2 separate regions of the Homo sapiens genome follow, and region 1 is linked to region 2. A link is a loop called in an ENCODE intact Hi-C map of the cell type or tissue named here. Cell type or tissue: OCI-LY7. All regions are shown on one strand. Each heading gives the region's core, and the rest is flanking DNA. Links, peaks and the distances in the headings are about the cores only. Region 1 has its middle 22 kb from the start of RFK. Region 2 holds the start of LOC105376093 (a long non-coding RNA gene).

Region 1 (15,664 bases), core at 6,853-11,852, 150 kb after region 2:
GAAACAACTTTTTTTCCCCTAGTTCAAATGTGCACCCGAGGCAGGCTCCTGCTGCACAGACTGCTTCCCCAGGACCCAGGCCTTGATTCCAGGTTCTGCCTAGCTTTTGAAAAATGCAAGGACTTTTAAAGTGTTGAAATACTAGATACTTTTTATAAGATTAAACAAAATATTACAGTCTGATTTTTGCCTGTCTATAAGGATGGATATTCATTTCACTCTTCAATTCTTCCCCCACTCCTGCTGGCTTCTTAGCAACATCACAGTTCAGAAAATGTTTACACAGTCAATTGCTACACCTTTGATTCCAAGGCAAACCATTCTTTGTAATCTCTAGCATCTAGTGCTGAATGCAAGGTAGAAAGTAATATGTCAACAAATAGTTCTGATGTGGTAAATTTTACTGTGAACCAACTCTGTCAGGTTCAAGGAAAAGCAAGCCTTTGATCTAACAAATTATTTCAGATTGTATTTAGAAACACCAACAACAAAAAGGATACTATCTCAATAAATTCCTTGCCATTCTACAGTGGAAATTTTAATGATGGCATTAAATCAATTCACTTCTATGGATTTCATCAAACTATGTCATAGCTTATATTATTCCTAGAAGAGTTGTTGAATCCCCATCTCATGGAAGCTTGAGAAAAAAAGCGTAACATCATCTGTTCCTTTCTCATTGCAGATCTGCAGGAAACATGCCATTTTGCAGTACAAATTAAGTGATTCTTTTGTTCATTAAAAGCTTGCCAAAACTGGTAACTGTGATGACTGACCTCTGTTTTAGTCTGTTTTGTGCTGTTATAACAGAATCCATGAGACTGGATAATTTATAATAAACAGAAATTTATTGGCTTACAGTTTTGAAGACTAGGAAGTTCAAGGTCATGGGGCCAGCATCTTGCAAGGGCCTTTTTGCTGCATCATCCCATGGGGGAAAGGCAAAGGGAGGGTGCAAGAGAGCAGGAGAATGAGCTCACAGTGTCAGCCTTTTTATAATTGGCATTAATTCATTCATGACGTTGGAATTCTCATGACCAAAACACCTCCAATTAGGCCCCACTTCCCAACAGCATTGCATCATTAGGGATTAAGTTTCCAACACATGAACTTTGGGGGACACATTTAAACCACGGCAACCTCCAAGGAGGAAAACATGATGCCTAATGGCAAGGGTGATGGCAATGGTGGTGGTGATCATGGACGACTAAGTTAGAAAAGTATAGATATTTCTCAGTTTACAATGGGGTTATGTCCTGCTAAATCCATCATAAATTGAAAATACCTTAAGTCAAAAATACATTTAATATGCCTAACCTGCTGAGGATCATAGTTTAGCCTAGGTTAACTTAAATGTGCTCAGAATACTTATTACATTAGTCTACCATTGGGCAAAATCATTGAACACAAAGGTTATTTTATAATAGTGTTGAATATCTCATGTAATTTATTGAATATTGTACTAAAAGTGAAAAAAATAATGGTTAGGCCAGGCATAGTGACTCATGCCTATGATCCCAGCAATCTGGGAGGCTGAGGCAGGCAGACTGCTTGAGCCCAGGAGTTTGAGACCAGCCTGGGCAACATGGAGAAACCTAGTCTCTACAAAAAATACAAAAATTAGCTGGGCATGGTGGCATGCACCTGTAGTTCCAGCTACTCTGGAGGCTGAGGTGGGAGGATCACTTGAGCCTAGGAGGTCAAGGCTGCAGTGAGTGCAGTGAGCCATAATCACACCACTGCACTCAAGCTTGGGTGATAGAGCAAAACCCTGTCTCAAAAAAACCAAAACAAAATGAAAACAAAAAACACCAGAATGGTTGTATAGGTACTCAAAGTATGGTTTCTACTGAATGCATATCATTGTTCCACCATAATAAAGCCAAAAAATTATAAATAAAATTAACATAAATCAAGAACTATCTATCTGCATAGTGAATGGATGAAATATACCGTAGATTAAGATGCTACTGCTGAGTGCCGTGGTTCACACCTGTAATCCTGGCACTTTGGGAGGCCGAGGCGGGTGGATCTCTTGAGCTCAGGAGTTCGAGACCATCTTGGGCAACATGGCTGATATGGTGTGGCTGTGTTCCCACTCATATTTCATCTTGAATTTTAATTCCCATAATCTCCATGTGTCGTGAGAGGGACCCGGTGGGAGGTATTAATAATTGAATCATGGGGGTGGTTTCTCCCATGCTGTTCTCATGACAGTGAGTGAGTTCTCATGAAATCTGATGGTTTTATAAGCTTCTGCTGTTTCCCCTTCTTGCACTCATTCTCTCTCCTGCTGCCCTGTGAAGAGGTGTCATCCACCATGATTGTAAGTTTCCTGAGGCCTCCCCAGCCATGCAGAACTGTGGGTCAATTAAACCTCTTTTCTTTATAAATTACCCAGTCCTGGATATTTCTTCATAGCAGCCTAAGAATGAACTAACATAACGGTAAAACCCTGGCTCTACAAAAAACACAAAAATTAGTCGGGTGTGGTGGCTTGCATGTGTAGTCCCAGCTACTTGGGAGGCTGAGGAAGGAGAATTGTTTGAGCCCAGGAGGTGGAGGCTGCAGACAGCTGTGATTGAGCCATTGCACTTCACCCTGGATGACAAAGTGAGACCATTTCCAAAAAAAAAAAAAAAAAAAAAAACAACCTACAAACAAATTGAGTTGCCATCAATAAGACATTAAATTGTGTGGGTTGTTTTTTGTTGTGGTTTTTTTTTTTTTTTTTTTTTTGAGACAGGGCCTTGCTCTCTCATCCAGGCTGGAGGGCAATGGCTCCATCTCGGCTCACTCAGCCTCCCTCCTGGGTTCAAGCAATTATCGTGCCTCAGCCTCCCTAGTAGCTGGGACTACAGGCACACACCACCATGGTCAGCTAATTTTTGTATTTTTTTTAAATAGAGATGGGGTTTTACAATGTTGGCCAGGCTGGTCTTAAACTCCTGACCTCGTGTGATCTGCCCGACTTGGCCTCCGAAAATGCTAGGATTACAGGTGTGAGCCACTGTGCCCAGCCAACATTTACTTATTTGTAAAAATCCAAATGCTGGCATTGTCCAGGAAAATCTAACAAGTTTATTTATAATTGTTATAAAGGTGAATTGCTGACACTTGTTTAATAAAACATTTTGATTTGCCTCAGTGCTTTATATTTCCACATTCATATTAACAATTCGCACACAAGTGAAAATGGTAAAACTGTCAATATCTGATTTCTATCCCCTATTTTTCCACTTGCATTTATATACTTAGGTACTTTTTGACCCCATGAGGAAAAAATATCAAACATTCAGAACCACCACTAACAGGAAGATGAGAGGATTTTTCATTTGTTTGTTTTGAGAATGAAATGTTTCCTTTCATAGTGGATTCTTTTTTTTTTTTTTTTTCCTTTTGAGATAGGGTCTTGTTCTGTCACCCAGGCTGGAGTGCAGTGGTGTGATTTTAGCTCACTGCAATCTTGAACTTCTGGCCTCAAGCCATCCTCCTGCCTCAGCCTCCCAAGTACCTGGGACCACAGCTGCATGCCACCAAGCCTGGCTATTTTTTTAAAATTATTTTTAGTAGAGAAGAGGTCTTGCTATGTTGCTCAGGCTGATCTTAAACTCCTGAGCTCAATTGATCCTCCTGGCTCCGCCTCCCAAAGTGCTGGGATTACAGGTGTGAGCCACCACACTCAGCCATAGTAGATTCTTAAACATATTCTCAATCTATGTAGCATGCTAGCTGGATGTCTTTAGTCATAACTGTTATACTTTGGGCTGGGTGTGGTGGCTTGTGCCTGCAATCCCAGCTAAATGGGAGGCTGAGCCTGGAGAATTGCTTGAGCCCAGGAGTTCAAGGCCAGACTGGGCAACATAGCAAGACCCCTCTCTCTAAATAATTTATTTTAATTAGCCAGGCCTGGTAGTGTGTGTCTGTAATCCCGGCTTCTCGGGAGGCTAAGGGAGGAGGATTACTTGGCCCAGGAGTTCAAGGCTGCAGTGAGCTATGATCACGCCACTGCACTCCAGCTTGGGTGACAGAGCAAAGCCTTGTCTCTAAAAATATAAATAGAAATGAAATATAAAAACAAACAAAAAACACTGTTACACATTTGATACAGAGAGCACCCAGGGTGGAAGTCCCACATGATAGACCACACTTGCTTCCTACAATAGACCTCACTTGCTTCCAATAGCTGTGCTCTGGCAACACAAATCTGTTTTGAAGTCCTAAGCAATTTCTAATATCAGGTACTGGAATGAAAGTTTGCAAATCAGAAATTTGGTGGACTTTTGATAACATCTAATTTCATGGAGTGCCACAGTATCAAGCCTGTAATGCTAAGGTTTCTTCATTTCTCCAGTAGAGGGTGCACTCTTGGGAAAGGCATTTGTAGCCAGATGTTTTCCGGGTGCCAGCTTTGTAGGAGCCATGGTAAGTAGGAGACACCTCCTGACTTACCTTCCTTCTTTGGCTGGAGCTCAGCAAGATAGAGGTGCTGGTGTTAGAGAGTAGCAACTGTGTGGTGGCTGCTCAACTTATTTAGTAAATGTTATTTTTAGACAGTACATTTTATGTCAGGATTCAATTCTGTTAAGTCACAATGTAGCAGTATGATCTCCACCACTGCTCCAGATGGAAACATTGCTTTACATTTTTTCTTTCCCTTTCTCTTTCTTTTTTATTTTTTTGACACAGGGTCTCAATTTGTCCCCCAGGCTGGAGTGTAGTCGCATGATATTGGCTCACTGCAGCCTAGACATCTTGGGCTCAAGGGATCCTCTCACCTCAACCTCCTGAGTAGTTGGGACTACAGCCACACCCCATGCCTGGCTAATTTTCGTAGAGACGGGGGTCTCGCCATGGTGCTCAGGTGGTCTTGAACCCCTGGGGTCAAGCGATTCTCCCGCCTTGGCCTCCCAAAGTGCTGGAATTACAAACATGACCCACTACGCCCAGCTTACACTTTAAACTATTTATTTTCCATTTATTTTACCAACCAATATGTATTTAGTAACAACCCTGTGCCAGACATGGTATTAGCTCTGGTGACACAGTAATGAAGATGGACAAAGTCTGTTGTCATGGAGTGTATATTCTGGAGGGGGATTGTGACAGCCAATAATCATGTAAATAAGATGGTGATGATTGGGATGGGGGCTATAAGGGATTAAGCACTGAGAATCGAAAGAAAGAATGACTGTTGATGTTATACAGATTATGCAGCCATAGAGGAGGCAATGTTGGGACTCAGAAAAGTGATACCCCAAAATATGGTGTTTTGGTATACTGAACTAAAAGAAGCAGCCTCGAGGTCTCTCTGACACCCCCCTCCAGCCTCCACTAACATTTTGTCTCTCCCAAGGCACAGGATGAGGCTCTTCTCTGATATTCCTTTATCACCTTTAAGACTGGACCCACAAAGAAAACACAATTGCCTTCCATCCCCTCTCCGAAATCTCATTACCTATCACAGAAAAGAAGACTGAGTAATGTAACCACACCTGGATGAATTTTTTCACAAAACAATGTCTGCCTTTCAGGCTCATTCAAATTCTAAAGAGAATAACTTACAGATTAATTCCTGTCTCCCAGGTTCATTCATTTCCCCTAAAAATCATTTGCTGCCCCTCAAAATTGTTACACCCTCAACTCCCCTTCCCCTGTGAACAAGAGTATGTAAGCAACTGGACCTCATTTGGGTTATTGGGTAATCCTACCCCTGCAATTCCCTCATGTTTATGCATGTTAAATAAATTTTGTATGCCTTTTTCTGCTTTTTAATCTGCCTTTTGTCAGTTCATTTTGTAAACCACAAATAAAATTCTAAGGCCCACCAACCAACCGTCTGAATAGACCCCCTCCTCTCAGCCAGGGCACTCCAACATTAACCTGAAAACCTGGTGCAAGCCATGATGGGAAGAGAGGGTGGGACATGCCTCATTATACCCTCCTCCCTTTTGGAATTCAGAAAAAGTTGACCAGCATGTACAATCAACACAGACTTTAAGTCTAGTAAGAAACACTTACAATCTGTTTTCTCCAAAGTCTGTTACCTGGAGGCTTTCTCAGCATGATAAAACTTTGGTTTCCACAACCTCTTATTGTAACCCAAATATTCCTTTCTATTGATAGTAGTTCTTTCAACCAATTGCCAATCTAAAATATTTTAAATGTACCTATAACCTGGAACCCCTCCTCCCCTCTCTGCCCACTTGGAGTTGTCCCACCTTTCTGGACTGAACCAATGTATACCTTACGTGTATTTGATTGATGTCTCATGTCTCCCTAAAATGTATAAAACTAGGCTGTACCCCGACCACCTTGGGCACATGTTCTCAGGGTCTTCTGAGGGCTGTGTCATGGGCTATGGTCACTTCTATTTGGCTCAGAATAAATCTCTTAAATATTTTACAAAGTTTCACTCTTTTCATCAACAATTTTCAACAAACCCTTAACAGGATGACGGACGCTTTCCCTTGGCCCCTCTACAATCATACAGGTGGGTGATGTGTGAGCTTTGCCATGATCTTACTGGGGTGCTATGAGTTGCTGAGAAATTACTGAAGAAATTAATGGCCTACAAAAGTGATATGAAAATTATTTTAAACTGAAAATGCCTGTACAACCAGCAGCTACAGAAATAAACATTATCCAAACTTAAGCAGGGCCTCCTGAAAATACAGATGCCTTTGGCTCCCCCACCCACCAAAGGAGTTTCCTGTTGGGAGAATACTGAAGTGTGAATTCAGCTAGCTATTAACATCAGAAAAGCCAACAGTACCTTTCATTCTTCCCCTTTGAAGTTTTAACTCCTCCCTGTTTTGTTCAGTTGACGTAAAAACATTTACCTCTGGCTTCTTATCCAGTTACTCCTTACTGAGTAATGAGTGCATGTATAAATAATTCTTGTTCTGTTCATCCATCTATTGTCAGTTAATCTTCAGGCCCCCAAGCAATTGAAACTAGTGGGTAGAGGAAAATTTTCCTTCCAACACTACATTGTGATACATACTCAGGTGGGTAAAAAAAGACTAGGGCACATTTTGTTGAATATTTGTCAACTTCATTTACTGCGGAGATGGCATTTTTATGTCCATAACCTCTGAATTATAATTTTGAAGAAGGCACTGAGGTAGGATTACATTTATTTCACCCATAGTTATTAAAGCAAATAATTTCATGAGCTTCATAAATAACTATAAACTATTTCAAAGAAAACATTTCTTAACTCATTGTTTAGATTTAAGGCAGATAAGTGACACATTTTTTATCATATCTTCTTTTTTTCTGAGACAGAGTCTGGCTCTGTCACCCAGGCTGGAGTGTGGCACAATCTTGGCTCACTGCAACCTCCATCTCCCAGGTTCAAATGATTCTCCTGCCTTAGCCTCCCAAGTAGCTGAGATTACAGGTGCCCACCACCACACCCAGCTAATTTTTTGTATTTTTAGTAGAGACAGGGTTTCACCATGATGGCCAGGCTGGTCTTGAACTCCTGACTTCAAGTGATCCACCCGCCTCAGCCTCTCAAAGCGCTGGGATGACAGGCGTGAGCCACTGCACCCAGCCAGATCATATCTTCTTAATTCCTAAGTATCACAAAAAAGCTTTTTCATCTTATTCAAAACTTAAAATTAAAAGAAGAATTTATGCCATAGTGTTAGTTAAATACGTAGTGAGACTGGAGAGTTCCCTGGATCCCTTCGTGGGACTTGCAACAGGGGTGTGGTTCGCTTACTCAGCCCCCCACTCAAACCCCTTGCAGGAGGGGGAGCGTGCAGGCAAGCAGGTGCCAAGGCTGGGGCAAGCACTTCTGGGCTCTGGCCCTATGGCAGCATCTAGGGGTGTGTTACAATTAATGCTCTTTTAGCAGTTGCCATTCATGGATGGCTAAGTGTTAACTGGCTCAGAGGAGAGTCAGCACGACAGCATTTTACTCTCTGCCCTCTTGGTATCCTGGTCCTTGTCTGGCATCCAGGAAGAATCAGGTCACATGGACTTGAAGGATGGTGAATGCAGAGGTTTTACTGAGTGAAGGAGGTGGCTCTTAGTGGGATGGGCAGCTGGAAAGGGGATGGAGTGGGAAGATAATCTTCCCCCTGGAGTTCAGCCGTCCCTGGCCAAACTCATCTCGACAGTCAGATGCTTCTTCTCTTCTTTCCTTCTCTGCCATGACACTCTGCTTGTCTGTAAGTGGAATTTGAGGTTTTTATGGGTATGGGATGGGGGGTATGATGGGCCAGGGCAGTTTTGGAAAAAGCAACATTGGAGTGGGAAAACAGGGATGTGAAGTTCTCATTTAGGGCTGTGGGCCCAGGCTTGTGGGTAGGGCCTTTGCCAGGGAACTGCCCTCTTCTATTCAGTATTTCCCTGCCTCCTGTCCATATCAATAATAGTTGGCTGCTGCTTCAGCCCCTGTGATTACCAGGAAGCATGAGAGCAATCTTGGCAGTGGAACAAAAAAACATTGAATAATGATTTGTGGGCACACCATACAAAATCACAATGGAAAGACAAACAGGAAGTCTCAGGGTTTTGGGTTTTTCTTGTGTTTTCTGGGGATAGAGGGGGCCCAAGCATTGTGTAATTAGTTGTCAATAACTTTCTTTGTGAATTCTACATGTGGAAGATCTGTTTCACATGTGCTTTGGCATTGAATAATTATTTTATTGATGCTTTGTTAAAACAAAGATAGAATCCCATTTTATATCTGGTTATGTAAATAGAAAACTGTACACACTGCTCTACTCTTGCTTTTCATGGGAGGGGAAATGGCTTCCCTCTACCCTTCTAGGTTCTTTGGCTAGGCCATGAATTAAATTGACAGATGATAAATTAACAAGAGAAAAATCATCTTAATTACATATGTATGCATAGGACTCTGACAAATATGTGAGACTTAATTCCAGCTTCCACTAGCCATCCTGTCCCACCTAAGGTGGGGGGAAAAATCCAAGGGGCAGAGACAGTATGTGAAGTTCACCGTCAAGGTCAGGTGTGGTGACTCATGCCTGTAATCCCAATACTTACCAAGACTGAGACAAGTGGATTGCTTGAGCCCAGGAATTCAAGACCAGCCTGAGCAACATGGTGAAACTCTGTCTCCACAAGAAATACAAAAATTAGCCAGGTATGTGGTGCGTGCCTGTAGCCCCAGCTACACAGGAGGCTGAGGTGGAAGTATCACCTGAGCCTAGGAAATCAAGGTACAGTAAGACATGATCGTGTCACTGCACTCCAGCCTGGGCAACAGAATGAGACTCTGTCTCAAGGAAAAAAAAAAGTTCACAGCTAAAGGGCACATAAAGGCTTACTAAATGCCTAAGACCTAATTATAGTGCCAGAGGCATTTAAAGGAGAGCAACTCCATCTTGAATAGGAGCTACGTAAAATAAAGCCCAGACCTGCTTGGCTGCCATCCCAGGAGGTTAGGCATTCTTATTCACAGGATAAGACTGGAGGTGAACAGGACTGGTATCACACGTCAGAGGTTGTAAAGACCCTACTGATGAAACAGGATGTGGTAAAGAAGCCAGCCAAAACTCACCGAAACCAAGATGGAGATGAAAGTGACCTCTGGTTGTCCTCACTTCTCATTATATGTTCGTTATAATGCATTAGCATGCTAAAAGACACTCCCACTAGCACCATGACAGTTTACAAATGCCATGGCAACTTCTGGAAATCACCCTACATGTTCTAAAAAGGCGAGGGACCCTCAGTTTCTGAAACTCTTCATCCTTTTTCTGGAAAACTCATGAATAATCTACCCCTTGTTTATCATCTAATCAAGAAATAACCATAAAAATAGTCAACCAGCAGCCCCCTGGTTGCTCTGCCTATGGAATAGCCATTCTTTTGTTTCATTACTTCTCTATAAACTTGCTTTTTACTTTACTCTGTGGACCACCCTGAATTATTTCTTGCATGACATCTAAGAACCCTCTCTTGGGGTCTGGACTGGGACTGCTTTCTGGTAACGATAGGACCATAGAATGCTTCTCCTCCCCTCAAATCTTACCAGCACATCGCTAAAGGTGTACTTTTTGTTGTTTTGTTGAAAGGTGTCATTCAGCAAAAAATGACAAGGCACACTAAAAGGCAAAACAGAATTTGAAGAGACTGAGGATGCATCAGAATCAGACTAGATATGGCAGTGATGTTGATATTACCAGATTGTGAATTTAAAACAACTATGATTAACATAGTAAAGGCTCTAATTGAGAAAGTAGGCAGAATTCAAGAACAGATGGTCAATATAAGCAGAAAGATGGAAATTCTAAGTAAGAATCAAAGACAAATATTAGAAATCAAAAACATTGTAACAGAACTGAAGAATGCCTTTGATGGGCTTATTAGTAGATTGCACATGGCTGAGGAAAAAATCACTGATCTTGAGAATGTGTCAATAGAACCTTCCAAAACTGAAAAGCAAAGAGAAACAAAAAAGACTGGACAAAAAAACCCAGAATATCCAAGAACTGTGAGACAAGTACAAAAGGTGTAGCATACATGTTATGGGAATTCCAGAAGGAGAAGAAAGACAGAAAAGTATAGAAAAAATATTTTAAGCAATAAAGACTGAGACTTTCCACAAATTAATGTCAGACATCAAACTACATATGCTGGAAGCTCAGAGTACATCCAGCAGGATAAATGCCAAAAAAAAAAAAAAAACAAAAAAAAAAAAAACAAAACAAAACAAAAAAAACCCTAGGCATATCATATGCAAACTGCCAAAAATCAAAGACAAAGAAATATCTTGAAAGAAGCCACAGGAAAAAACACTTTACCTATAGAGGAGAAACATAAAATTTACAACCAACTTCTCTTCAGAAACCACACAAGCAAGAAGAGTGTTCTATTTTTCTGTAATTTCATCTTAAGGTCTCTTTCTGGAGAATGGCAGTAAACTCCTGTCCTCTCTCACATGGCTCCAGGAGATTTGGTTGTGAATATTTACAATGTTTCTTTCATGAGATACTTCTTTAGCCTGACAAACAGCTGGATGTCTAAGTGTCTGACCTGTGACCAGGTGTCCCACTCACAGGAAACTTGTTTATAGTGACAGATATCCTTATGGCTCTTGTCTGACCTGTGTCCAGTTTATTTCTACCAAGATAGCCATTCTTCAGAAAAGCCCTGGCCAGGAAAGAAGTTAGGTTTAGATGTGTCATTCAGCTGAGACACAAAGAAAGTAATTCAAACAAAACATGAAATAACACAAGCAGTATATTACTTTCAGATCCCAGAGAGAAGACAGCAGCATGCCCCATGGGGCCAACAGGAAGTAGGGAGCTATTTGGGACGTGTACACTCAATCAGCAGGCAAGGAGCAAGAGAGAGAATGAGGAACCCATGGGCTGAAGACTTTATTGGGGTCTAGGGCATTATCCAGGCAGGTTTCCCTTGGGAAGTTCTAATTAGTGGGTTTAGAGGAAGTAGATACAAGTACATGAAATCATGCTGTGACTGAGAAGTGGTCACTGTGGCATATCTGCACAATCAGTGCAGTAGGGGGTTCAGCAAGGTGAGTCAAGTAGGTTGTATCTAGCTGTCTGATAGGGAGGTGGTCACCAGGAAGCAGTCGTATAAAGCAGATATCTGGATCAACCCCACTGAGGAACTGGGATGAAGTAGAGAACCAGAAGCTGTGTCAAGGGTGACTAAGCCCTGTTTCCAATATGAGAAAATTAAACCTGTGTTCAAAATGGATGCTGAGGCAACATAAAATTGTAAGAAATCACTACAAAGAGAGTGAAGTGAAATATTTAAAGTGGTGAGAGAAAAAAACTCCCAACTAGAATTGTGTATCCTGTGAAATTCTTCTTCAAAAGTGAAGTAGAAATAAAGACTTTCTGAGACCAACAAACACTAAGGAAATTTGTTGCTAGTAGATCTGCCTTGTAAGAAATATTAAGGAAATTCTTCACATAGAAGAAAAATAATGTAGGTCAGAAATGTGGATCTACATAGGGAAAGATAGAGTATCAGAGAAGAATAAGTTAAGGTAAATAAAAACTTAAAAAATTTTTAATTGGTCTAACATAACATTTTGTTTCAAATAATAATGGCAAAATGTATTTGATTGGGTGTATATACATACACTTATGCTTATGTATGCTTCTGCTCACTAAGAAAATATAAGCATTCATTAAGTGAAATGCACTACACAATAATACCAGAGACAGGAGGGAAGACTTAAAAATATTTTGTTATTATAAAGTACTTGCACTACCTATAAAGCAGTATAGTGTTAATTGAAAGTGGACTTCAGTTAGTTGTAAATGTATATTGCAAACTGTATAGCAACCAAAAAATTATTTTTTAAAAGAAGCATAATTGGCCAGGCATGGTGGCTCATGCCTGTAATCCCAGCACTTTGGGAGGTCAAAGCGGGCAGATCACTGGAGGCCAGGAGTTTGAGAACAGCCTGGCCAACATGGTGAAACCTTGTCTCTACTAAAAATACAAAAATTAGCTGGGTGTGGAGGCATATGCCTGTAGTCCCAGCTACTCAGGAAGCTGAGGTAGGAGAATCGCTTTAACCCGGGAGGTGGAGGTTGCAGTGAGCCAAGATCATGCCACTGCACTCCAGCCTGGGCCACAGAGCAAGACTCTGTTAAAAAAAAAAAAAAAAAAAAAAAAGTATAATTGATGTGTTAAAAAAGGAGAGAAAATGAAATCATATAAAATGCTCAAGTAAAATCACAAATGGGCTGAGTGCATTGGGTCACACTTATAATCCCAGCACTTTGGGAGGCTGAGGCAGGTGGATGGCTTGAGCCCAGGATTTCAAGACCAGCCTGGGCAACATAGTGAGATACTATCTCTACAAAAAATACAAAAATTAGCCAGGCATGGTGGCATACATGTGTAGTTTCAGCTATGTGGAAGGCTGAGGCAGGAGGATCACTTGAGCTCAGGAGGTTAAGGCTGCAGTGAGCCATGATCATGCCACTGCACTCCAGCCTGGGCAACAGAGTGTGACCCTGTCTCAAAAAATAATAATAAAAAATTTCAAAAACAAACAAAAAAAACCCCCAAAATGGCAGGGAAAAAGTGGAAGTCAAAAACAGGAACAAGGAATAAAGACAATGAATAGAAAAGAGTGACAAATATTGTAAATATTCATCCATTTATATCAATAATCACTTTAATATCAATGGTCTAAATATACCAATTAAAATACAGAGATTGTCAGAGTGGATTAAAAAACAAGACTCAACTATATGTTGTCTATGTAGAAACCCACATTAAATGTAAAGACATATATAGATTAAAAGTAAAGGGATGGAGAAAGATATTCCATGCTAACACTAATCAAAAGGGAGTGGGAGCAGCTATATTTATTTCTAACAGAGCAGACATCAGAGTAAGGAAAATGATCAGGGATAAAGCATGGCATTATATAATGGATAAAGGGCTCAATTTTCAAGAAGACATAACAATCCATAGTGTATATGTGCCTAACAACAAAGTTGTAAAATATGTGGGGCAAAAACTGATAGGAATACAATGAGAAACAGATGAATCCACTGTTATACTTGGAGACTACAGTATCTCTCTAACAGAACTCAACAGCACCATCAATGGGGTATAATTGACATTTCTAGACTGCTTTACCCAACAACAGCAGAATACACATTCTTCTCAGACTCAAATGGAACAAGATAGATAACATTCTGGGTCCTAAAACACACCTTAAAAAATGTTATTAGTTTTTTATTTTTTTAAACTTTTTTTATTATTTAAAAATAGAGACAAGGTCTTGCTATGTTGCCCAGGCTAGTCTTGAACTCCTGGGCTGAAATAATCTGCCTGCCTTGGCCTCCCATAGTGCTGGGATGACACGCCTGAGCCACCGCACCCAGCCTTAACAAATTTTATTTTAATTAATTAATTAATGTTTTTGAAGAGAGTTTTGTTCTTGTCACCCAGACTGGAATGTAATGGCACAATCTCAGCTGACTGCAACCTCTGCCTCCTGGGTTCAAGCGATTCTCCTGCCTCAGCCTCCAGAGTACCTGGGATTACAGATGCCTGCCACCATGACAAGCTAATTTTAGTATTTTTAGTAGAGATGGGGTTTCATCATGTCGGTCAGGCTGGTCTCCAACTCCTGACCTCTGGTGATCCACCCACCTCGGCCTTCCAAAGTGCTGAGATTACAGGCATGAGCCACCGTGCCCAGCCCAAATTTTAAATATTATAAATCATCCAATATATTATTTCAGGTCACAGTGGAATTAAACTAGAAACCAGTAACAGAAAGATAGCTAGAAAATCCCAAAATACTTGGAAATTAAACCATACTCTAAATAACACATTGGTCAAAGAAGAAATCTCAAGAAAAATTTTAAAATATTTTGAAGTAAATTAAAATAAAACCACAACTTATCAAAATTTGTGGATGCAGTGAAAATAGTACTTAGAGGGAAATTTAGGGCATTGAATGCATATATTGGATAGGAAAAAATATCTAAAATCAGTCATCTAAGCTTCCACTTTAAGAAACTAGAAAAAAAAAGGGCAAATTAAATCCCAAGCAAGCAAAAGAAAAGAAATAATAAAAATTAGACCAGAAATCAATAAAAATCAGCCAGATGCGGTGGCTCATGCCTGCAATTCCAGCACTTTGGGAGGTCGAGGCAGGTGGATCACCTGAGGTCAGCAGTTCGAGACCAGCCTGGGCAACGTGGTGAAACTCCGTCTCTACTAAAAACACAAAAATTAGCAGGCCATGGTGGCACCCGCCTGTAATCCCAGCTACTCAGGAGGCTGAGGCACGAGAATCACTTGAACCCAGGAGGCAGAGTTTGCAGTGAGCCAAGATTGCACCACCACACTCTGGGCTGGGTGATACAGCAACACTCTGTTCACCTCCCCACAGTCCAAAAAAGAAATCAATAAAAATAAAAACAGAAAATCAATAGAGAAAATAAATGAAACCAGATGCAGTTTCTTTGATAAAATCAATAAGCCTCTAGCCAGGCTAACCAAGAAAAAAAGAGAGACACACACACAACTTAATAACATCAGAAATAAGAGAGGGGACATCACTACAAATGCTGGGAGCACTATAAGAATCATAAAGAAATATGAAACTCTCTATGTCTACAAATCTTATAATTTAAGTAAAATAGACTAATTCCTTAAAGACACGTTCGCCAAAACTCATGCAGAAGAAATATACATTCTGAATAAGTCTATATTTATTAAAGAAATTGAACAATTATAACCTTCGAAAACAAAAAACACCAGGCCCAGATAAATTCACCAGTGAATTCTTCTAAATATTTAAGAAAGAAATCATACTAATTTTCTATAATCTCTTTCAGAAAATAGAAGTAAAGAGGCCAGGCATGGTGGCCCACACCTGTAATCTCAGCACTTTTGGAGGCTGAGGTGCGTGGATCACTTCAGGTCAGGAGTTTAAGACCAGCCTGGCTAACATGGTGAAACCCCGTCTCTACTAAAAATTACAAAAATTAGCTGGGTGTCATGGCACACTCCTGTAATCCCAGCTACTTGGGAGGCTGAGGCAGGAGAATTGCTTGAACCTGGGAGGCAGAGGCTGCAGTGAGCCAAGATTGTGCCACTCTACACTATAGCCTGGGTGACAGAGTGAGACTCCATCTAAAAAAAGAAGAAGAAGAAAAGAAAATAG
Region 2 (15,664 bases), core at 5,463-10,462:
CCCTGGCGGCTTATAGGGTCCCATGGGTTGGACAACTGTTGGTACCACTGTGCAAGAGCACCCAGTAAGGACCAAGTAAAAAGGGGATCCTAACGAGAGCCTGGCCAGGTATTTGAACCAACACAAATGTGCCAGTTCTTCCTGAAGCCCAAGATGTGGAAAGGCTAGGCAATGGGTGGGTTGGGGTTTCCCTACCCCCCATCCTTTAAGAAGATGAGAGTGAGAGCACAGTGGGTGTGGTGGTGCACACCTGTAAACCCAGCACTTTGGGAGGCCAAGGCTGGCAGATCACTTGAAGTCAGGAGTTTGAGACCAGCCTGGGCAACATGGCAAGACCCCATCTGTACTAATAAAACAAAAATTAGCCAGGCGTAGTGGCATGTGCCTGTAATTCCAGCTACTCTGGTGACTGAGGCTCAAGAATCGCTTGAGCCTGGGAGGCAGAGGTTGCAATAAGCTGAGATCGCACCACTGCACTCCAGCCTGGGCGACAGAGTGAAAATCTGTCTCAGTAAATAAATAGAGTGACAGCAGAGAATCTTCCTCTGGGTTCCTCAGCAGGAACTGACACCCGACTGCCTTTGTACCACAGGAGAACAGAAGTAACGTTTTCTGCATGCCCTGCCATTTAGAGTACCCAAACCACTAGATCTTATCTCAAAGTGCCAACAAAGAAAACTACAACTCACCTGAGGGGCTGCATTTTTCTGAAGCAGCCAACCTTCAGAGGGAAGGTCAACACAAATGAATAGAACATATGCCCAGAGAAATAGCAGTGCTGCAGGAGGAAGACAGCATCTTGACTCTGGAAATAATAAGAGCATGAAGGATAGATTCAAGGGTAGCACACAGAGTGCTCTATAGAGTGAAAGACCAAAAGACCATGATTTCTGAACAAAACAATTCAATAGATGAATGGAAGGACACTGTGGAGCCCAAACTGGAAGATCAAGTGCAAGAACACACATCTACCCCGATACAAACAATCTCCCTGCTTCTCTACACTTACGGGCTTCCCTTCTTTCTGCCACTCTGGCAGAAACATCTGTTCCTGTCTTAGGTCAACCCTGCCACTTGTGCGTTAGATACTCATTAGATACCTTTTCATCTAACAGAGGCATTGCTCCAACAGTTGTCTCCATCTGGCTATTGTACCATCTTTTTTTTTTGAGATGGAGTTTCACTCTTGTTGCCCAAGCTGGAGTACAATGGCACAACCTCAGCTCACTGCAACCTCCGCCTGCTGGATTCAAGCAATTCTCCTGCCTCAGCCTCTTGAGTAGCTGGGATTACAGGCATGTGCCACCACGCCCAGCTAATTGTTTGTATTTTTAGTAGAAACAGGGTTTCACCATGTTAGCCAGGCTGGTCTCCAACTGCTGACCTCAGGTGATCTGCCCACCTCAGCCTCCCAAAGTGCTGGGATTACAGGCGTGAGCCACCACACCGGGCCTGTACCATCAATTTTTATCTCTCTACTGCATATGCTCTAATAGTTCCCATCTTAAAAAAAAATTCTTCACTCATCCCTGCCAATTACTACCCCATTTCTTTGCTGTCCTTCAGAGTAGAACTACTCACTTTTCTATACAAATATTTCAAGGTAAACTCCAGAAGATCACAGTCTGTTTTACACTTGGTTCAGTGAAGTGTGTTTATAGTTTCTTCAAATAACAGATTTATTTAAGTGTTTTGAATATTCAGCATTCATTTAACTTCTTAACCTACCAGAATATCATTATATTTTGGTATTAAGATAATGATTTTAAAATTATTTGAAATCCAAATATTAATAATAAAAATAATAGGAAATGTTCTTAAAAGAAGAGAAAAAGTCCTTACTTCTCTCTTGAACCCAGTCCAATTAGATTTTCATGGTCACCATGGCAGCCAAACAGTCCTTAACTCTACTCATGACTTCCAGTTCAACTGACTCTACCTCTTAGCCACCCTCGACCTGATTGACACTTCTTTCTTTTTCTTTTCTTTTCTCTTCTCTTCTTTCTTTCTTTTTCTTTTCTCACTCTCTCTCCCTCTCTCTCCCTCCCTCTCCCACCCTCCCTCTTTCTTTCTTTTCTTTCTCTCTCTCTCTGTCTCTCTTTCTTTCTTCTTCCTTCCTTTCTTCCTTCCTTCCTTCCTTCCTTCCTTCCTTCCTTCCTTCCTTCCTTCTTTCCTTCTTTCTTTCTGACAGAATCTTGCTCTGTCACCCAGGCTGGAGTGCAGTGATACGATATTGGCTCACTCACTGCAATCTCTGCCTCCCAGGTTCAAGTGATTCTCCTGCCTCAGCCTCCCAAGTAGTTGAGATTACAGGCATGTGTCACCATGCCCAGCTTATTTTTGTATTTTTAGTAGAGATGGGGTTTCACCATGTTGGCCAGGCCGGTCTCAAACTCCCGACCTCAAGTGATCCATCTGCTTCGGCCTCCCAAAGTGCTGGGATTACAGGCGTGAGCCCCTGTGCCTGGCCAATTCCCTTCTATATTAAGACTCATTCCTCAGGTCATCTCACACAGGATCATGACTTTAAATGCCATTTACTTGATGACTATTTCCAAATTTTTATCTCTAATCTATGCTTTTGTATTGAATTCTAGCTGAGAGATCCAGCTGCTTACTCAATATCCCCATTAGGTTATCTAATAGAAATCTCATATTTTACATGTTTAAAACAGAACCCTTGATTCTTCCCCCAAACTATTTCTCCTAAAGTTGTCTTAAACAAAAAATAAATTTCATTTTTCCAGTTTCTCAAGACAATAACTTTCAAGTTTTCCTTGACTCCTGTCTTTCTGTTTTACCACATTCAATCTAATGGCAAGTCCTCTTCATTCTAGCAGATCACCATTGCTCTATTCTCCATGATTGCTATGATCCAAATACCTTCATCCTTCAGCTAGATTATTAGACTAGATCTTTAACTGTACTACTAACTGTACTACCCACTTCTACCCTGACTCCCTTAGAGTCCAAGAACTTTCCAGAGCAATCTTTTCAAAATGTAATTCAGAGCTCTGAGAATTAATTTCGTCCTCTCACTCAGCCTCAAATATCAGATTGCTATTCTACCTTGAGGTCATAAAGTACATTTTTTCAACTCTTGATAAAATGTAAACATAAAGGGTAAAATCACTCCTTTGGTGACCATCATGACTATGACATATGCAGAACCTCATTATTTGCTGTACATTCTCTTCAAAAATCTGAAGTGATGACTTATGATAAAAGAAATCCTGGCTGGGTGTGGTGGCTCATGCCTGTAATCCCAGCACTTTGGAAGGCTGAGGGAGGCAGATGACTTGAGGTCAGGAGTTTAAGACCAGCCTTGCCAACATGACAAAATCCTACCTCTACTAAAAATACAATAATTAGCTGGGTGTGGTGGTGCACATGTGTAATTCCAGCTCCTCAGGAGGCCGAAGTGGGAGGATTACTTCTGCCAGAGAGACAGAGGTTACAGTAAGCCGAGATTGCACCCTTGCAGTCCAACCTGGGCTATAGAGCATGACCTTGTCTCAAAAAAAAAAAAAAAAAAAGAAAAAAAAGAAATCCAGAAAATGTTGGGAAGCCATGGATTCAAATGAGCAACAAAAGCATAATCAATAGTAAAAAGGCAAATAAACTAATTAAAATGAGGTATTACATTTGAACTGACATTACTTCAAAGAAGACATACAAATGGCCAATATACACATGAAGAGATGCTCAACATCATTAGTCATTAGAATTCAGTGTTACTGAGAAAATACACGTTTACCCATATCCTAATAAAAACCTTGAACTCTAACGTTAAGGAGAATCTTATAGGCTTCCAGAAAGAATAACAAGTTACCTACAATGGGAAAAAAAATATATTAGACAGGCATAGCATCAAACCTCACACCTAAAACATTGGAAACTAAAAAACAGTGACATATCCTCACACAATACTGAAAGAAAAGGACTGCTACCCAGAGATCCATACCCAGCCATTATTTCCTTAGTTGATGAGAGTGAAAGAAAACAAATACAAGAAGATGTAAGAGAGAGTAAATCATTATATTGGCAGTGCACTCTATTTGAGGAAAATACTCAGGAAGAGACTAATGAAACATCAAGTTAATTAGAATATATTATAAATCTCAATATAAGAAAAGATAAAGAAGAGTGATTGGTAAGTAACGAACCTTTACGCATGTATGTATATACACATATTGCAGAGATGGAGAGATTCTGACTGAAGATAAGGTAAGTGTAAACAAGGGCTCTTGAAATGGAAGATTTATAAGAATAATTCAAATGACACTCTAGAATGAAAATACTCACATGATATCAGAAAAAACCCAGGTGTCGAATATTGGGTCAGGGAAGAGAAGGAAAATATAAATTTTGAAAATTCACCAAGCCCATGAATTTCTAGCTGAATTTTATCTAACCTTTAGAGAACTGACAATACTACTTTTACTTAAATTACTATAAGCCATAGAAAAGGATGAAAAGCCCCCAATCCACTTTATAAAGGCAAAATAAACTGAATCAAAGCTGATAAAAATAAGACAAAATTGAAAATTGTAGACAGGCTCATGAATATAGATTCAAGAAATCTAAATAAAACATTTCTAATTAGAATCCAGTAACATATCAAAAAAAAAGATAGACCATGACTTCTTCCACGAAATTACGGGTTGTTCAGTACCGGAGAGTTTATCAGTATAATCTATTACACCATATTTTGAAGGAGGATGTATGATCATATCTTTAAGTACTTACCATTTATTTAGTAAAGCTGGACATGGTGGCATGCACCTGTAATCCCAGCTATACAGGAGGCTGAGGTGGGAGGATCATTTGAGCCAGGAGTTTGAGATGAGTCTGGGCAACAATAATGAGACCCTGTCTAAAAAAAAAAAAATTATTCGGTAAAATGGCAGCCATACCTAATGAATAAAATAAGAATTAAAGAAATTGTTTAATATAAAAGGCTATTTACCAAACCAATAGCCAATAGTATCCCAAAGCACAAAATGCTAAAGCCATTTTAATTGAACAGAAACTACACGGGAATGCTCACCATCATCATGACTAAACATTGGCTTGGAAGAGATCTCAATCACATTAACACAGCAATATTAAATAATTGACTAACATTCGAAAACAAGAATAAAACACTTTGTTTTTCTCATGGTGTGATCGTTAAAACAAAAGCAAAAACAAAAAACCACTCAAGTGACTGGTAAAAAGCTACTACAGGAAATAAAATACTAAGAGAATTTGTTAACACAGTTGGATAAACAATAAATATTTTTAAATTAATAGCTTTTTCCATATATTTTATTTTATTTTATTTTTTATGAGACAGGGTTTGCCCAGGCTGGAGTACAGTGACATGATCTCTGCTCACTACAACCTCTGCCTCCTGGGTTCAAGCAATTCTCCCACCTCAACCTCCCAAGTAGTTGAGACTATAGGCACATGCCACCATGCCCAGCTAATTTTTGTATTTTTTGGTAGAGATGGGGTTTCACCATGTTGGCCAGGCTGGTCTCTAACTAACCTCGCCTCGGCCCCCCAAAGTGCTGGGATTACAGGTGTGAGCCACTGTGCCCGGTCAGCTTTTTCTATATCTTAACAATAAGTACATAGAAGTAGAAACATGGAAAAATATTTCCTTCACAACAATGGTAAAACATAAAATATTTCAGAATAAATATAGCAAGAAAAAGCAAATCCCATATGGGGACACACACACATACACACACAATTTTATTGAAAAAAGTAAAACAGAGTCTGAACAAAAGAAAGGAAACTATGTTCTTGAATGGGAAAACAAATACTATAAAAGTGTCAGTTTTCAGGAAACTAATATATAAATGCAACATAACTTCTACTTCAGCACTGTATTAATTTCCTATTCCTGCTATAACAAATTGCCACTAACTTAGTAACTGAAATAACACAAAATTATTCTCTTACAGTTCTGGAAGTCAAAAGTTCAAAATCAGTTTCAGTGGGCTAAAGTCAAGTTATCAGCAAGACTGATCTTTTCCAGAAGCTCTGAGGGAAGAATCCATTTCCTCCTGTTTTCAGCTTCTCCTGGCATCTGTATCACTTGGCCTGTGACCTCTTCCTCCATCTTCAAAGTGAGTCACTCAGATCTCTGCTTCTGTCATCACAACACCTTCTCTTCTGCCTCTGACTCCCCTTGTCCCTGTTATAAGGATTTTTTGTGATTACTTAGAATCCATGGAATAATTTGGGATCACATCCCCATCTCAAAATAATTAGCTTTAATCACATCTACAAAGTCCTTTTTGCCATATAACGTAACATTCACAGGTTCAATGGACTGGGAAGTGGTCATATCATAAGGATTGAAGGGGGCACATTATCAGTCTAACACAAACACCAATAAGATTTTTAATATTGTTATGGAACAATAAATGCCCAAGAATAGCCAAGAAGATAGGGAAAAGAACAGTAAGTGGGGAGGGCACCTTAAAAGGCATTATGATAAAATCTACATAGTACTTTGGAGGGATAAATAGGTTAGTAGAACAGAATAGAGAATCCAGAAAGATATCTCAATATATGTGTGAATTTTTTTTTTTGACGGAGTCTCACTCTGTCGCCCAGGCTAGAGTGCAGTGGTGTGTTCTCGGCTCACTGCAAGCTCCGCCTCCCGGGCTCATGCCATTTTCCTACCTCAGCCTCCCGAGTAGCTGGGACTACAGGTGCCTGCCACCACGGCTGGCTAATTTTCTGTATTTTTAGTAGAGATGGGGTTTCACCGTGTTAGCCAGGATGGTCTCGATCTCCTGACCTTGTGATCCACCCGCCTCAGCCTCCCAAAGTCCTGGGATTACAGGCGTGAGCCACTGCGCCTGGCCTCAGCTGATCTTCTGATGGGCATCAAAGCCACTAGGGGTGAGGGTCCCAGAAGGGAAGGACCTTTTCAAGTCCCTTCCACACCATGCAGGTGTGAATTTAACACTTGACAAAAGTGTTATTTCAACTCAAGGAAAAAAGAATGGGTTACTTAATAAGTGATGCTAACACAACTACCAAGTCACAAAAAGAGAATAAAAGTAGACCTCTGTCTCACACAATACAAAATGGTATAAATTACATAAAGAATGAAGGCTCAGAGCTGGGCACAGTGACTCAAGCCTGCAATCCCAGCACTTTGGGAGGCCGAGGCGGGAGGATTACTTGAGGCTAGGAGTTCAAGACCAGTCCAGGCTGCATAGTGAGACCCCCATCTCTACAAAAAAATTTAAATGTAGCCAAGCATCGTGACATGTGCCTGTAGTCCCACCTACTTTCTGAGACAGGAGGATTGCTTGAGCCCAGGAGTTTGAGGCTGCAGTGAGCTATGTTTGGGCCACTGCACTGTAGCCTGGGCAACAGAGCTAGATCCTATCTCTATTTTAAAAAAGAAAAGAAAAGAATGAAGTCTCAAATGCAAACTAAAACAAAAAAATCATGTAAGAAAACCTAGAGTATGTACAAACTAGAGATGAGGCATACCTTCTTAACAGAGACTGGAATCCCACAAACTTAAGAGAAAAAAAAAACAGAAATATTTGAACATAAACAGATACAAATCCCTTATCTGAAAAATGTGCCAGGTACAAAATCAACTGACAAAAAAAGTTCAAAAAAATGTGTCATGCCAAAGCCAAGGGTCAGTGTCTGTAACATGCAACAAGCTCTTGCAAATAGACAAGAATGAGACAAATAACTCAAAAACCAGCATGAGCTGCCTGCCTGTCAGTTGCCCCATTTTTTTCATCTTTCTATCTCTAAGAGAGGCTGGCTCATCTTGAAGCAGAATGTTCAGAGTCTTGAAATACTACTATTTCATAATTCTGAAGCTGTTAAAACCAAGTAAATGATGACTTTGCTGGTGACTAATACAAAAATGGTTATCTGTTCCTGCCAGTGAGAGAATCAAGTATTTTTCACTTCTCTCTGGCACATTTAAACTGAAAGAAGAATGCCCTTATTCATTGGGTTTCTTTCCTTCTCTTTCTCTCTTTTAGAGTTCACTTAAAAGTTTCCATGATGAGCTTAGTTTCAGATTTGTTTTCTTTTTTTGCAGTAACAGCACTTAATGTTGTTTTGCTTTGCAGAGTAATTCTTCCATCGGAATTTCAGATTTTATTTTATTTTATTTCATTTTATTTTTGAGACAGAGTCTCACTCTGTCCCCTAGGCTGGAGTGCAGTGGCATGATCTCAGCTCACTGCAACCTTCACCTCCCAGGTTCAAGTGATTCTCCTGCCTTAGCCTCCTGGGTAACTGGAATTACAGGCACGTGCCACCAGGTCCAGCTATGAATTTCAGATTTTAAAGTGGGGTATTTTGTTATTTGCAGTATGTCAACTTTCCCCCTCTTCATTTACTCAGTAAGCTTAAGCTAGGTTTGAAAAGAAAATAATAATGACCCAGAGTTGGCAACATAGGGGGAAAATAGAACCTCATCATGTGCCTAAGCCTGTATGCTCACTCACTTGTTACACCCACAAAAGAACTTTCTATTTTAATTCAAATTCTTCCTTCCTCTTCTAAAATATCAATCCAGGCTAAAAACAATGTATGTTTGTACTGAAATCTAAATATATGTTCTACAGAAATTCTAGATCACATCTGTGGTGCCAAGGGGCAGAGAGGGACAAATAAAAGTTTTCTTCAAAAACAATATGACAGAAGGGAGTAGCTGGCTTCAGTCTGACTTTCCTACCCTCTCTAAGCCTCAGTTTCCTCATCTGTAAAATGGGAGGGAAATTAGTACCTACCCCATACGGTTGTTTTGGAGATTAAATCAGATAATGCATATGATTTAGCCAAAGAGCGTTGGATTAGTAAGATCTCAATAAATGTTGATTATTATTAGTTTGTTCTTATGTAGGGCCACCAGCACTTGATTAGAAGAGTGGCTGTTTCCATCTCTCTTCCTGGAGGTCATTTTGCCTCTGCAATGTGGAGGGTAAGCCAGCAGTGGTTTTCAAACTGTTCTCAGAGCCCTGGGATTCCACAGAGAGGCCTGTGGGCTGTAGAGGGATCAGCGTGAGGCTGAGATGGTGGGTGAGACTCTGAGACTCCCACTATAGCTTTGATTTTTTTCTATTTTATATAAAAGGAACCTGCCTACATTTCACTTCAAAAACCATTAATCTTTTAATTCTGCAAGGCTAAGGCAATTCTGTTATTCTGTGGGCATTCCTCCTTTTTAAAATGACTTTTCCTAGCTTTTTAGTAATCTTTTTTTTCTTCATTATCCATCCTTAACCACCTGATCCCTCCTGAGAGAAACAAAGCATTCAAGAAGCCACATCTGTGTTAGTATGAATTACTTTGATGTATTATGCCTTTGGGGAGGTGCTTGCATTTTAAAAGAGTCCAAACAAGAAGAGGATAAATAGGATAAAGAAAGATTGCTTTTCTGTTGACAGAAATCCTGGCACTACGGGGAAGACTTTTGAGGGTGGGGTGAGAGGGAAGTCTTTTGTAAAACTGCTAAAATGGCAACTCTAACCATGCCTTAATGAAATAATAACAGCGACTAGCACTGGTAAAGAGATTCTGACTTATACAACAATTTAATCTCCATCTTCTTGGCTGATTTAACACGAGCCTCCTGTAAATGAGGTGCTACTGTTTTCCCATGTCCATTTCCAAGACAAGGACATAGAGGCCCTGCATGGCTCAGTGACTCACCTCAGTTGGCAGAGTTAGGCCCTGACTCGAGTCTCGGGCACTCTCCCCAGGACCACACTGCTACCTCCACCCATTTGGGAAGCCAAGCCTGCTGATACCCAAGGCACCGACTTTTGAACACTCCCTTTGCAGAAATGGCACAAGCTGGGCCACTCATTTTTCTGATGCTTCCTCCTTGGAAAGAAAGGAATGGCTGTAGCAGAACTGTCAGCTCTCAATGAGCTCTTTGTGCAAGTAAATTCCAGAGTTTTTATGAACGATGATTACAGCAAGGGCTGCTTTCCCCCCCCAGTAGTTATGGTCAAAAGATTGCTGTTTCAGCCATGCCTGGCATTCCTCCAGAAAACTCCTGGATATATGCACTATGAGTTGCAGACTTGTGGATTATTGAACCTAGGAGACTGAAGAAACCAAGAAGCTCTCGATTTTAATGAGTAAATGTTTCTTTCCATGTCAAAATCCCTGGTGACACAATTTTTTAAAGTTCCAGAAAGTAAACATAAATGTCATTAATCACTGGAGGAAAGGTTATCTTTTTCTATCATATTTCCACAGAGCAAAGTTGCCTGGTTTTTACTTATACATGTCTATCAAGACTAACTGGCATGAGGACATGTGTGTAATAAGCTCTCAACATATATATTTGTTAATGAATGAGTGAATTAGTATATCCTTTAATTTGGAGGCCAAGCAATCATGATAGCAAAAGCAACAGAAACAACATGATAACTTCCTCTGGGATAGCCCTTCACTATGGTGGACTCTGAAAATTCTAGCACACAGCACTGAAGTTAATTGCTTACTGCACTCAGGGAGATCACTACCTTGACCATCTTCGCCATTGAGTAGGGAAAAATAAGTTGGAATATTGATGATATTTGAGGGTGTGGATGAAAGCAAGCTTTTCATTGCAGGAGCTTGAGATATAGTAGTTTAGGACTGGTAGACACAGCAAGGCAAGAATTTTGAGACAGAATTTTGAAGAGTCTTGGAGAGAAAATCCATTTGTTACAATTCAGTGAAGGGTTCCACAGTATGATGTTCATTCAAATAAATTTTTCCAAAGATATTTGCAACTTTTATTATTCTGAGCAAGAGGTTCCTGGAGTGGAAAAATCATGGTGATGAAGACAGAGGAGGAATAAGGTCATATTCATGAAGCCAAATAGTACAATCAGTTTCACCAACACCAGGGTTTGCAAACCATAGCCCAAAGGCCCAATCTGGTCCATGCCCAGTTTTTATAGTTTTATTGGAGCAGTCCTATGTTCATTCCTTCAAATGTTGTCTGTGACTGCTTCCATGCTACAAACACAGAGTTAAATGGTTATGAAAGAGACCATATGGCCACAGAGCCTAAAATAGTTACTATCAGGCCCTTTACAGGAAAAGTTTGCCAACCCCTGATATGGATGGTAAGCTGTGTGGGAGTAGATGGTTTCACTTCTCATTTTATTTATTTATTCATCAAATTATGTATTAAGCACCTATTGTGTGCAAGGTACCTTTATAGGTGTCAGGAATCTAGCACTCAACATGATGAATACCAGCCCCCATGGAAAAAAATCAACAAATGATATAAACCACATAGAAATAAGTGCTATGAAGGAAAATTAAGCATGGAAAGAAGATACAGAGGTATTGGGATGGTAGAGGGGGGCAACAGGGACCCTTTGGGATGTGGCAGTCAAGGAAAGCCTCTCTTACGAGGTAATATTTGAGTAAAAAACCTCAATGGGGTGAATGATGTGAAGATATGAGATAGAGAATGTCTCAGTCTATTTTTTGCACTATAACAGAATATCACAGACTGGGTAATTTATAAATAAGATAAGTTTGTTTGGCTTATGGTTCTTAAGTTTGTTTGGTTTGTGGTTCTTGGTGCTGGGAAGTCCAAGGGCATGGCCCCAGCATCTGCCAGGCTACCTGGTGAGGGTCATTTCATGATGGTAGGGCAAAAGGCAGAAACAAGTGCATTAGACAAGAGAGGGAAGTGGTCTGAACTCAGTTTTTGTATCAGACACCCTCTCCCATGATAACAATGTGAATCCTGAGCCCTCCTGACCTAATCACCTCTTAGGGTCCCCACCTCTCAATTTCATTACAATGGCCGTTAAATTTCAACATGAGTTTTGGCAAGGACATTCAAACCACAGCAGAGGCTTTGGGGAAATATTTCCAGTCAGAGGGTAAAGAAATGCAAATATCTGGAGCCCAGAACAAACTTGGTGTGTTGATAATGGTAAGCAGATCAGTGCTGCTAAAGCAGGGTAAGCAAAAGGCAGAGTGGAAAGAGCTGACACTGGAGAGCTAGCAAAACCAATGAACTAGTAAAGGCTTAGGGAAGGTGGCAGGGTTTGAACTTTATTCTGAATATGATCAAAAGCTAATTGGGGGGTATTAAGCAAGGGAGGGATGGGATATGATTTACATTTTAAAGGCTCACTGAGGCTGCTTTAAATAATTGACTATAGAGGAACAGAATGGAGGCAGGGATGCAATCACAGGAGAGAAATTGTGCTTAGATTACGTGGCAGAGATTGGAGGTGGTGGTTGAGCATCAGTGTGAGTTGAGACAAATTTTAAAGGCACAGCTAATAAAACCTGCTAATGAGTGGGGCATGGAGTATGAGAGAAAGACAAGAGTCAAAGGTAATTCTGAGGGTTTAGAATTGAATGATGGGTGAATGATATTGCCATTTACTGAGATATGGTGAAGACTTAAAGGCAAGGAAGGATGAAATTAAGAGATCTGTTTTGCTCCTGTTAAATTTCACATGCCTGTTAGACATTCAAATGAAGATGTCAAGTTGACAGTTGGATAAGAATATGTGCAAATGGAATAGATTGGGCATAAGATCTAATTTGGGATTCATCAGCATATGGATGGTATTCAAAGCCATGGAATTTGCTGAGATCACCCAGGGAATGACTATAAATTTTCTTTAAAAGGCGGGGTTGATTACTAAACCCTAAGGCTAGTGGTGAGTTGGAGCTGGCTCACCACTGACCCTAGGGTTTAGTAATCAGCCCCTCTAATTGAACACATCTCTTCTCAACTCCCCATTCAGTGACATCATGCTAATAGCTTGGAATCAGCCATAGTGGACATGATTGAACCATGAAAACTGGCAAACACTACACATCATGGTCCCCCTCCTTCCAATAGAAACAGTTATCAAATATTTACCAGCACACCACTGCCTGGGGCTCTCATATTTTGAAGTCATGAAAGGCAGGAAGAGACAGTATGAGAGACTGAGAAGAATTGGAATGTGAAGAGGTAAGAGGAATACCAGAGTGTGGTGTCTTGACCCAAGGTCAAGAGACAATTATGTGTTCTTTGTCTTTTCTCCCTTCTCCAAGGCTTTCAGCTCTTGGAGTTGATGGAACATATCACATTATAGAGAGTGTTTAACTCTCTAACCTATCCTTCACTTAATGACTTTAACTCATTCGTATAAACCCTGATGCTCTGGAGAGCCATTATATGAAAAATATTTCCATGAACTGTAATTGGAAAATTACGACGTGTTCTATCTTGACCAAAGCAAGATACCTAAGCAATTTCCAGAGATAGAAAGCACATCAATTGACCATTGAAAGCAAGTTTAAATAAGTAATAGAGCATAAATGGAAAGTAAATAAATACAGACTATACATCAAGTGCAAATTAATGAAGAAAAATCTTGGGAACATGTGGTGAGTGGCAGAGGAGGGTGGGTGAAAGTCACTGGTATGTGCATTTTTTCAAGCAATTTTTTCACATATTTTTCAACCTCTTATGGCTCATGGTTATCTAAATATAAATATTATCTTTAAAAAAGATAATATCACAGAATAACACATTTAGAACCAAAGAAAGGCTAAAAGCAAGATTACTCTGAAACACAAAGTAATAATATACATGAATAACAAGTCTGAAGAATCCTAGAAGATACCACCCATTCGTTCTTCTTGCTTGGCTCACTTAAGCAAAGCAAAATGTGTAGGTTTGTTCAAACATGGTGCACAGTGATGTTATCTGACTAGAAATTGTTGTGTCAAGTGAATTAATGAGTGTGTCTGTCTAAAACCATAATGGCAAACTAACAGTTCTCATTGAGTATATAGTTATTGTGTTTGGGGTGAAAACTTATTATATTCAGAAAAAGAAATTGTTCATAACCTGGTAAAACCATTTTGCTGAGAAGTCATTAACAGCACAGTTTTTATGGAAGACAAGTCAGCTTTCAGTTCTTCTGTCCAAGAGGAAAAATTTCTCTGTTCTGCAGAAAGTAGCAGCACCTGTCAATTCTGTATGTTCTGTTTTTGAAAGGCTTCAGCCTCACAAAACCCATATTGTCATTGTCATTATTATTATTATAGCTACTGATTATTAGAAGGTAATATGTATCAAGCAAGCTAACAATTATTTATTCCCCATTATATAGAGGAAGAAATTTAGTTTCACAGGAAAAGAAGTAATTCAAGAGGGGAGACTAAAGCAATGTCTTCTGAGGAACTAAAATTAAAAGGAGAAATATTTTAAATAATGATTTCTTTAATTGTGCAATTAAAAAACGTACTTATGTGCTTCTTGACTTCACACACACACACTGCTTCAGCAGCAAACACCAGAGCAGAGCACATATTTAGTGAGACTAACTCTATAAAATAGAAAGGGACAATGAGCATGCATCATCCGTATAAGCCACATGGATGACAATGTCAGTTGAGGGCACACCTTATACTGTTTTTCTGGAGCACAGTCTTAGTTTGTTTTCTACTGCTATAACAGAATACCCAGTTTATTAACAATAGAAATGTATTTGGCTTGTGGTTCTGAAGGCTGGGAAGTCCAAGGGCCTGGTACTGGCATCTGGTGAGAGCCTTTGTTCTGTGTTTTCTCATGGCTGAAGGTAAAATTTAGTACTCAAGACAGAGATAGGGGCTGGGTGCGATGGCTCATGCCTGTAATCCTAGCACTTTGGGAGGCTGAGGTGGGCATATTGCCTGAGCTCAGGAGTTCAAGACCAACCTAGAACAGTACAATCAAAATGGCGAAACCCATCTCTACTAAAAATACAAAAAATTAGCCAGGTATGGTGGCATGCACCTGTAGTCCCAGCTACTTGGGAGGCTGAGCACAAGAATTGCTGGAACCTAGGAGGTGGAGGTTGCAGTGAGCTGAGATTGCGCCACTGCACTCCAGCCTAGGCAACAGGGAGAGACTCTGTCAAAAAAAAAAAAAAAGACAGAGATAGGAAATTGGGCCAAAGTTATCCTTTTATCAAAATCCCACTCCAATAATAACTAACCTTCTCCTGCAATAATGGCATTAATTCATTCATGAAGGCTATGTAACTATGACCTAATCACCTCCTAAAGGTTCTACCTCTTAATACCGTCACAATGACAATTAAATGTCAACATGAGTTTTGGAGGGAACATTCAAACCATGGCAAGCACAAAATTAGTAATGATGGGTTGGAGATATTAAGGGACTTACTCTAACCACAAAACAAGTACACAATGTTTCAGTCAATGACAGACAACATGTACAACATGGTCCCATAAGATTTTAATGGAGCTGAAAAGGTCCTGTCACCTAGTGATGTTGTGGCCTTTATAATATTGTAGTGCAATGCATTATTCACATGTTTGTGATGATGCTGGTGTAAACAAACCTACTGTGTTGCTAGTTTTATAAAAGTATAGTATGTCGTGCCACTGCACTCCAGCCTGGACAATACAGCAAGACTCCATCTCAAAGAAAAAAAATAAGTATAGCACATACAATGATATACAGTACATGATACTTGATAATGATAGTAAATGTCTATGTTACTGGTTTATGTATTTACTATACTATACTTTTAATCATTATTTTAGAGTGTACTACTTCTACTTACATATTTTTTTAAAAGTTAACTGTAAAATAACCTCAGGCAGGTCCTGCAGGAGGTATTCCAGAAGAAGGTAT

The links. A loop is a pair of places that touch in the nucleus more often than their neighbours do. Peaks named below come from ENCODE experiments on the same cell type or tissue, not always from the same donor. Only the 100,000 strongest peaks of a DNase experiment are listed, where the experiment ranks them.
Region 1: it touches region 2 in a loop (2.7-fold over the local background); 1 of 110 quality-filtered maps calls a loop at or near these places.

What each region holds. Positions count from the first base shown.
Region 1 is chr9:76,408,676-76,424,339 of GRCh38, reverse strand. It overlaps a transcript of GCNT1 not described here and the pseudogene H3P32. Among named protein-coding and RNA genes, the nearest start is that of RFK, 22 kb to the right of the region's middle. RefSeq lists enhancers at 6,474-7,055, 15,559-15,608. In OCI-LY7, for the core only: no CTCF peak of the experiment used is centred there; a DNase peak (open chromatin) is centred at 9,509.
Region 2 is chr9:76,554,901-76,570,564 of GRCh38, reverse strand. LOC105376093 (a long non-coding RNA gene) reads right to left here and starts at 12,644. Exons shown (of 3, transcript XR_007061584.1): 1 at 9,700-12,644; 2 at 5,953-6,187; 3 at 4,837-4,876. In OCI-LY7, for the core only: no CTCF peak of the experiment used is centred there; DNase peaks (open chromatin) are centred at 7,958 and 8,495; H3K4me3 peaks cover 629 bases; H3K27ac peaks cover 1,360 bases.